Linked DNA regions of Homo sapiens: region 2 is linked to region 1. A link is a contact called in ENCODE Hi-C data. All regions are on one chromosome and are shown on one strand. Each heading gives the region's core, a stretch centred on a gene start or an enhancer-like site at or near the end of the contact. The rest is flanking DNA. Distances are from core to core; before and after follow the strand shown.

Region 1 (3,835 bases), core at 663-3,162:
GAACACATGGACACAGGAAGGGGAACATCACACTCTGGGGACTGTTGTGGGGTGGGGGAAGGGGGGAGGGATAGCATTAGGAGATATACCTAATGCTAAATGACCAGTTAATGGGTGCAGCACACCAGCATGGCACATGTATACATATGTAACTAACCTGCACAATGTGCACATGTACCCTAAAACTTAAAGTATAATTAAAAAAAAAAGTTAGGCAGAAGCTATACATTTGTTAACTTAAATAAAACTTTCACATACCTTATTGTTTTTGAAAATTTGCAAGCCTAGAATAACAAAATAATGGAGGACCATATGAAGACTTGACAATAAACAAACTGTAATAGATTTGAGCCTACGACGTATTTTGTTTTCACCACTCAGAGAAAAAGATAAACCAGAATAATGCTGGAAATTGGGTTGTCCTGCTCCTTCTATGGTTTCTTAGATTCATTCTCCAATTAATGTAATTTCAGTTAACTAAGCTACTTTTTTTATCGGCTGATTGTTAACCAGTCACAATCTGTATTTTGTGTTTCTGACAGTAACCACTCACTGCATTCAACTGCAGAAGCAAAATCACCCACATCACTTTTATAACAAAACATGTTTACAGCAAAATCTGAGTATGTTCCTAATGACTTTTCTAAGTTTGTAACACATATGAATCATCTTTGCAATGTTACTGGTCAAATGTCTGAATTTAGATATCTTAGTAAGAAATAAGAAAAGGAAGATGCATGCTTCAAAGTGTTTGCCTGTGGCTATTTCTGTTTCTGAAGTTTTAATGAAAGTGGTGTAAGTGAAGATGAACTGAAAGTCTCAAAATACCAAATCGGCTACAAATTGAAACTCTAAAAATAATGAAAGGTTATGTCTACCAGCAGCTCTCTAAACAATCCCCATCTACAGATTTTTTTTTTTTTTTTTTTTTTTGAGACGGAGTCTCTCTCTGTCACCAGGCTAGAGTGCTGTGGCGCGATCTCAGCTCACTGCAACCTCCTACTCCCTGGGTCAAGGGATTCTCCTGCCTCAGCCTCCTGAGTAGCTGGGATTACAGGCATGTGCCACCATGCCCAGCTAATTTCTGCATTTTTAGTAGAGATGGGCTTTCACCATGTTGTCCAGGATGGTCTCAAACTCCTGACCTCGTGATCCACCTGCCTCAGCCTCCCAAAGTGCTGGGATTACAGGTGTGATCCACAGTGCTCGGCCAGATTTTCTTTTAAATTAATTCAGCCAATTCCTCTCCCTTCCCTGAGTCTCACTATTTGAGTACTGTAGCCCTGAACATCTGCATTATTGAAACAAGTAGCTGTGAATAAATCACTCTGTTTTGTTATACTTACATGGAGGATACATTTTAAAGCTACTTTTAAAACAGTATTTCAAGAAAAAAAGAAAGTCATTTTGGAAATAAAATCCAAGAAATATTGGTCAATATTAACTAAAGTGTGAGAATTAATTCAATCATTAGCAAGTACATTTTCCTTGCTTCACGGCGGGCAGGCAGGACTTAGGTATTTACTGATTGGCTCCTTCAATATAGGTAAGGAGGGAATAAGAGACAGTCATAACTTAAAAGTTAATTAAGAAATTCAATTGAAGGCACTCAACTGCAAAGTTAAAAGACTTTAAAATCTGAAGTTAAGCACATGCCGTTTTTTCCACATAACCCACCGAGTTTAGATGAGAAGTGATAAGGGCAACTCCCCCTAGCAACAAGTCCTACTGCACTGGTAGCTGCTTGTTCAGCTGCAGGCACTCTAGACTTAAAGGAGGCTATTTCAGAGAACGAATGGAAAGAAACCTATTATTTTTTTAGAGATGGCTTCATAAGGATATTCTAAGTTATCAGAAATGCTGCTTGGGGAAGTGTGTGGTACTACCCCTGGATCCAGAATAGGGGAGGAATGAAAAGAAGAAAGACTTAACATAATTTCCCCTTTTTCTCATTACTGAGTCATTCTTCTACCCTGAAAAAGTCCTCTTCACAAAAAGCAGACTGAGGAGATGAAAGAACTATAATATATTAGGAAACATAGTAATTACAACCCTTATGTGTACTTTAATTATATAATGTGTTCATCAAAATGAAGGGAGATAATTTTCTATTTCTAAGACTAAAATTATATCATTCCAAATAGTGTAATAGAACTAGGGAGGAGAACATTAATATGGCCGCTATATTCATACTTTTTTATATATGTTGAAATACCAGAAGCTATGTTAGGCCTTGTAGATAACACAGGAATATTTTGAGACACAATTTCCATTTTATAGAAATTTAATTTCTAAAGGAATTATTTAAACATTAATTTAACAACAGATAAACTTTAATCTTATTTTTACTTTATGATATTGTAATATTTGACATTGGCCTTGAAAATCTGATAGGCACTTCAAAAAGACAGAACTCTGGTTTCCTTTTTGCAAACTATACTGCACTAGCAGCGCCCTCATTCTGTTACTGGTAGCATCATTCTTTCCTCTGTTCAGGCCAAAAACCTTGGTCCAGAGTTTCTTAACTTCAGCAACGTCAGACAATTCTTTGTTGTAGAGAACAGCATTATATGCTTCATAGGATATTTAACTGCACCCCGGCTTCTACCCACGAGATATCTGTGGTATCTTCCCCAACTGTGACAAGCCAGACACTGTCTCCAGACGTTGTCAAATATTCCTGGGAGAGAAAAATCACCTTCAGTTAAGAGGCACTGTCTCAGAGTTACTACGGACTTGGCTCTCTCTCTGTCACATCCCACATAAATCTCTCAGCAAATCCTATCAGCTCTGCTTCAGAACAGACTGAAAATACAAGAACTTCTTATACCTCTGCTGCTCTCACCTTGACCCAAGCTGCTTGATTCAAATTCTGGATTACTCCAAGGACCCCTATCCTGTCTCCTTGCTTCCACATTTGGCCATGTACATCCTATTCCCAACAAACCAGCCAGACATACTATCAACACATTATAAACTACTCTAAAAGTGAGAAAAAATGGCTTGAGTGATTCCCCATGGTCCATATTCATGACTATACTGTGTGAAAACACGCTAATATTACTATGAAGACAGTCGTGGTAAAATTAGTCTAAATGTTGGCTAGACCTAATTCAGCCCCACATAAAAGATACTTTTACATTCAGATGATCAAAGCAAAGCAAGTATTTATTGAGTGCTTACTGTGTACTTGATCCTACAGTCAGAGCAGAATTTCAGTATAAGAAGCTGGAGATCAAATAATATTTATGAAAATATTTCTACTTTGTACCACAAACAACAGGTTAAAAATAGCACTTTTTACTAGAGCAATTTTTTAAGCAAAAGGTTAAAAAAAATTCTGAGAAGCTCTTTTAATTGGTTTTTATGAAAAAAGGTTTGTCTCAGGGTCTAAAGTAATAAATTTCCAAAAATGATCCGCTACATATTCCTTTAAATTGAATAATTTTGCATTGATTACAGAGAAAAAATGAAGTGGGAAGGCAGATCCCAGGGTCCCAAATGTGATGATTTTAGCTCTTCTAATTATTGAAAATGTAGTTTATAGATACTTTATTCAACATTAATGGAGAGAAAAAGAGTTTGTTCCTTCTTTTGTCAGACTGAAAAAAAGGTCTTAACAAATTGACCAATGAGAATGCAATTGTAAATGAAGAATAATTAAATAACTGGAGGCCGGGCACAATGGCTGACTCCTGTAATCCCAGCATCTTGGGAAGCCGAGGGGGGCAGATCACTTGAGGCCAGGAATTTGAGACCAGCCTGGCCAACATGGCAAAACTTCATCTCCACTAAAAATACAAAAATTAGCTAGGCATGGTGGCACGCACCTGTG
Region 2 (3,644 bases), core at 178-2,677, 100 kb after region 1:
GGAGATAGTCATTTGTCTACAATGAACTCTCCAATTTTCTCCTTCAAATGAAAACCCCGAGGTACTTAATGATTTCCAATAAGGACCACTCATTTTTGTCAATTAATCCTGTGGGTGGAACATCGTCAGGCTTGCTCTAAAGCCTAGCAAAATGATTAGGCTTTCTAAGTATATAAATCTTGTGCTAATCACTAAACCACAGTTGCTCTCCCAGTGGTTTCTTATATGGAGGTATGGACAACACAACTTTTTTTTTTTTAGAATCTGAGGAAGGTAGGGAAAAACTTTTGTCAAAGTGAAAATAATAGCATCATTCATATTATGGTAGACTTTGATGTGTTAAACTGTGATCTTTGATGAAGTACTGCTATTCACATATAATTTGAACATATTTTAGCACTTCAAAATATCTGATTATTTCACACTTTAGTTTTAGATATGCTAAACAGAAATGTAGCTTTACTGCACCTGAATACATTTAATTAGCAGTTTAGAGAAAGAGAAATAAATCTTCTACATAAAACATAATTTTTTAAAATTAAGAAGTTTGGTGGCACATATGTTATTTGAAGTATCCAAGAGCCTGTCTCTGAGGACTCCCCTCTCCCTCATCCCATGTTTTTCTCGTTGATGCCACCATCCCTTTGCTAAAGGGATGGGCTTGAACTTAGTTGCTCATAGAACCTGAGCTCCCTAGCAACAGTGACTGGCCCAGGAAATGGACATGTGACTCAGACAGTGCCAAGTAGAGTCTTCCCTTAGGATAGGGAAGACACTGAAAGGATGAGCATCTGAGGTTGGCGGCATTCATCTTCCCTTTTAGCAAAGCCATTTGTAAAATGACGCTATGCAGAGACAAGCTGGTGTGAGAGAGGAATGGAGAGAGAACCCAAATACATTTGTAACCTGAGGAAAGGGAATGATTCACTTAGAAAGGATAAAGTAATAGCATAAAAATTATAATGTACACTTCATTAAAGATAAAAAATATGTGCTCATCAAAAGACATCACTAAGAATATGTAGTCTTCTGTGACCAGAGGAATTGGGAGATCCACAGGGAAAATGCCAGGATACCTGGAAGCTAGGAAATGATTACAGAAATATTTCTACATGGAGGCCAAGATGGCTGACTAGCAGCAGCCAGTGTGCACTGCTTTCACGGAGAGAATAAAGAGTGGTGGGTTGACACTAGCTCTTCAACCGGAACATCCAGGTGAACACATTGGGATTCATCAGGGAAACAGCATGACCCACAGAGAACAGAGAAGAGTGAGACAGGAAAACTGCCCACCTGGAGTGGCCCAGAGCCAGGGGAGTCACCACACTGGGGAAACAGTGAGTAAGTGAGAGTCCTCAGGGACCCACACTTCTACCACTTCTGCTCAGGAAATCCCCGCAAACTCCCCTGCTGCGGCCTCCAGACCAACACAGAGAACTACGTGGGAGTCTGGGCAGAGCCCTGCTCAAGCACACATGGAGTCCTGGGAGCCTTGGATCCTCAGGCACCCTGGCACCAGTGGCTGCAGGTCCAGCAATGGGGAAGGTCAGCCTCCCTCACATGCCTGCAGGAAAGGAACCAAATCCACAGCTGAGCAGTGATGGACTGCAAGCCATGCCTCCACTGCACCTTGCAGGATAAGGCCCATTGGCCTGGGGTGCTGGTGAGGCCACCCCAGCCCCACCTGAGTTCTTGGGCAGGGAGCAGCTCTGCAATTCCCTGGGACAGAGCTCCCAGAGGGAGAGGTAGCCTGCCATTTTTGTTTCTCTGCAACCCACCCTCCTGTTGCTCTCAGGCTCCAGAGGGTGTGCAGTGACTCGGGACTCTCCCAGACCCCCGGCAGAGCTGCCTTATGGAAAAGGGACAAGACTGTGTTCCACATAGGTCTCCACCTCTGCTACTGCTCACTGGGCAGGGCCTCCAAACCTGGGACTTTAGTGACCCCCTCCTGGGCTCTCAGAATGGTAGCAGCTCTACACTTTCCTGGGATAGAGCTCCTAGAGGGAGGCAGGGCACCATTTTTGCTGTCCTGCAGCCCTTGCTCCTATTGCCCTCAGGCTCAGGAGGGAGTGGAGTGGTTGGAGACCTATGGAGATGCCCAGCACAGTGCAGCCACCTTACAGAAAAGCAGCCAGACTGTTTTCCACATGCGTCCCCACCTCCCCTACCCTTCACTCGGCAGTGCCTGTTGACCTGGGCCCCCAATATGATTAACCTGCCCCCACCTGAACACTTTAGTCAGTGGTGGCTCTGCATTTCTCTGAGGAGGAAACCCCAGAGACAACCCAGAGCATGTATGACATTGCAGTTGCAGCAGTACTGCCCTGACTGTCCTCGGGCTGGGGAAGGAACAAAGGGCCTGGTTGCTATGCTGAAACCTCCAGCAAGCTGCAGCTATCATATGGAGAGGAGCCCAGTCTCTTTCCAGCGAGCTCCCACACCCCACTCTTCACCAGGCAGGGGTCTTGCCTCAAGATCACTGAAGAGCTCCTCCACCCGCAACTGAGAATTCCCATTGCTAATGGCTTTGTGTTTCCCTGGGGAGGTGATCCCAGAGGCAACCAACAGCCTCTCTGTACCTGATGCCCTCAGTCTGGGGAAGAAATAAAGAACCTGAGGGTTTTACTCATACTTCTAGCACACCACAGTTATTATATAGAGAGAAGCTCAGGCTCTCCTCTCTGTGAGCCCTCAAACCCCCACTCTTCACCCAGTCGGGCCCCAAGCTTGGGCCAGCAGTTGCAGTCACCCCCACCCACCAGCTGAACATTCCCAGTAGCAGTTGCTCTGTGTTTCTCTTGAGATGAAGCTTCCAGAGGCAACCAAAAGCCCCTCTGCCACTGCCATTGCAGTGGTACTGTCCTTGCTGCCCTCAGACTGGAAAAGGAGCAAAGACTCTCAGTGATTTAACCACACCTCCTTTAGGACAGCCACTGCTGTCCTAAAAAGAAGAAGCCAGTCAGTTTCCCCCCATGAGCCACCTGGCCTCTCTGCTCATCAATATGCAGGGCCCCCTGGCTTGAGTCCACAATGCAGCCACCCCACCCCAGGCTGATAGCCCCAACTGGGAGTGGCTCTGCCATTTTCTGATATGGAAACCTGAGAGACAAGTGAAAGGCCCTCTTCCACATGTCCCTACCCATGGCAAGGTCCCTTCTCCTGCTGCCTCCCAGCTAGAAAGGAACATAAAGCCTGAGCTCACCCAGGGCTGCAGTGTGCAGCCAAGAAGTGCCAAGCCAAGAGCTATAGCCAGGACTTGAGTGGGAGAGGATTCCACACTCTTAGAGCACAGAGAGGGAGCATATCGCAGTCATGAGGAAATACAAAGCAGTGAAGTGACTAAGCAAGAGCCTACCTACTGGTCATTATGCTTAAGCACCACCTACTTGATCACAACCCAAACTTCAACAACAAAAATACTTTGCTAATATAGGCCACCTTCTGCCCACACTGTGAAACCAAGGACAAGAACTCAGCCACAAATAAAGTTCCTGCACAAAGCCTCAACCCTCCAAAAACATCCTGAAAAGAAGTCAACTGACTGTACTCAAACTAAAGCACATGGTGGGGTGTGGCAGCTGCATTGAATCACCCCACACAGATGAGAAAGAACCAGCACAAGAACTCTGGCAACTCAAAAAGCC

Evidence for each region. Hi-C counts contacts between places; a loop is a spot of excess contacts on that map. Pooled maps may share reads with other maps.
Region 2: a map of B cell shows a loop between it and region 1 (4-fold over the local background). The contact joins two enhancer-like sites. A Hi-C loop is called at or near these places in 2 of 168 maps with a recorded cell type or tissue (B cell and endothelial cell of hepatic sinusoid), 16 of 37 single-sample maps with no recorded cell type and 5 of 50 pooled maps.

Annotation. Positions count from the first base shown.
Region 1 is chr4:85,657,893-85,661,727 of GRCh38, reverse strand. The region is part of intron 2 of ARHGAP24 (Rho GTPase activating protein 24); the gene reads right to left. LOC105377319 (a long non-coding RNA gene) reads right to left here. Exons shown (of 3, transcript XR_938955.4): 3 at 2,267-2,680. Among named protein-coding and RNA genes, the nearest start is that of MIR4451, 63 kb to the left of the region's middle. Within about 2 kb of position 1,912, at least 3 of the 41 ENCODE cell types and tissues checked have a DNase peak (open chromatin) inside an H3K27ac peak, as active enhancers do; they include B cell, where a contact is called at or near this core.
Region 2 is chr4:85,555,199-85,558,842 of GRCh38, reverse strand. The region is part of intron 1 of ARHGAP24 (Rho GTPase activating protein 24); the gene reads right to left. Among named protein-coding and RNA genes, the nearest start is that of ARHGAP24, 82 kb to the right of the region's middle. RefSeq lists enhancers at 1,128-1,527, 3,580-3,629. Within about 2 kb of position 1,427, at least 2 of the 41 ENCODE cell types and tissues checked have a DNase peak (open chromatin) inside an H3K27ac peak, as active enhancers do; they include B cell, where a contact is called at or near this core.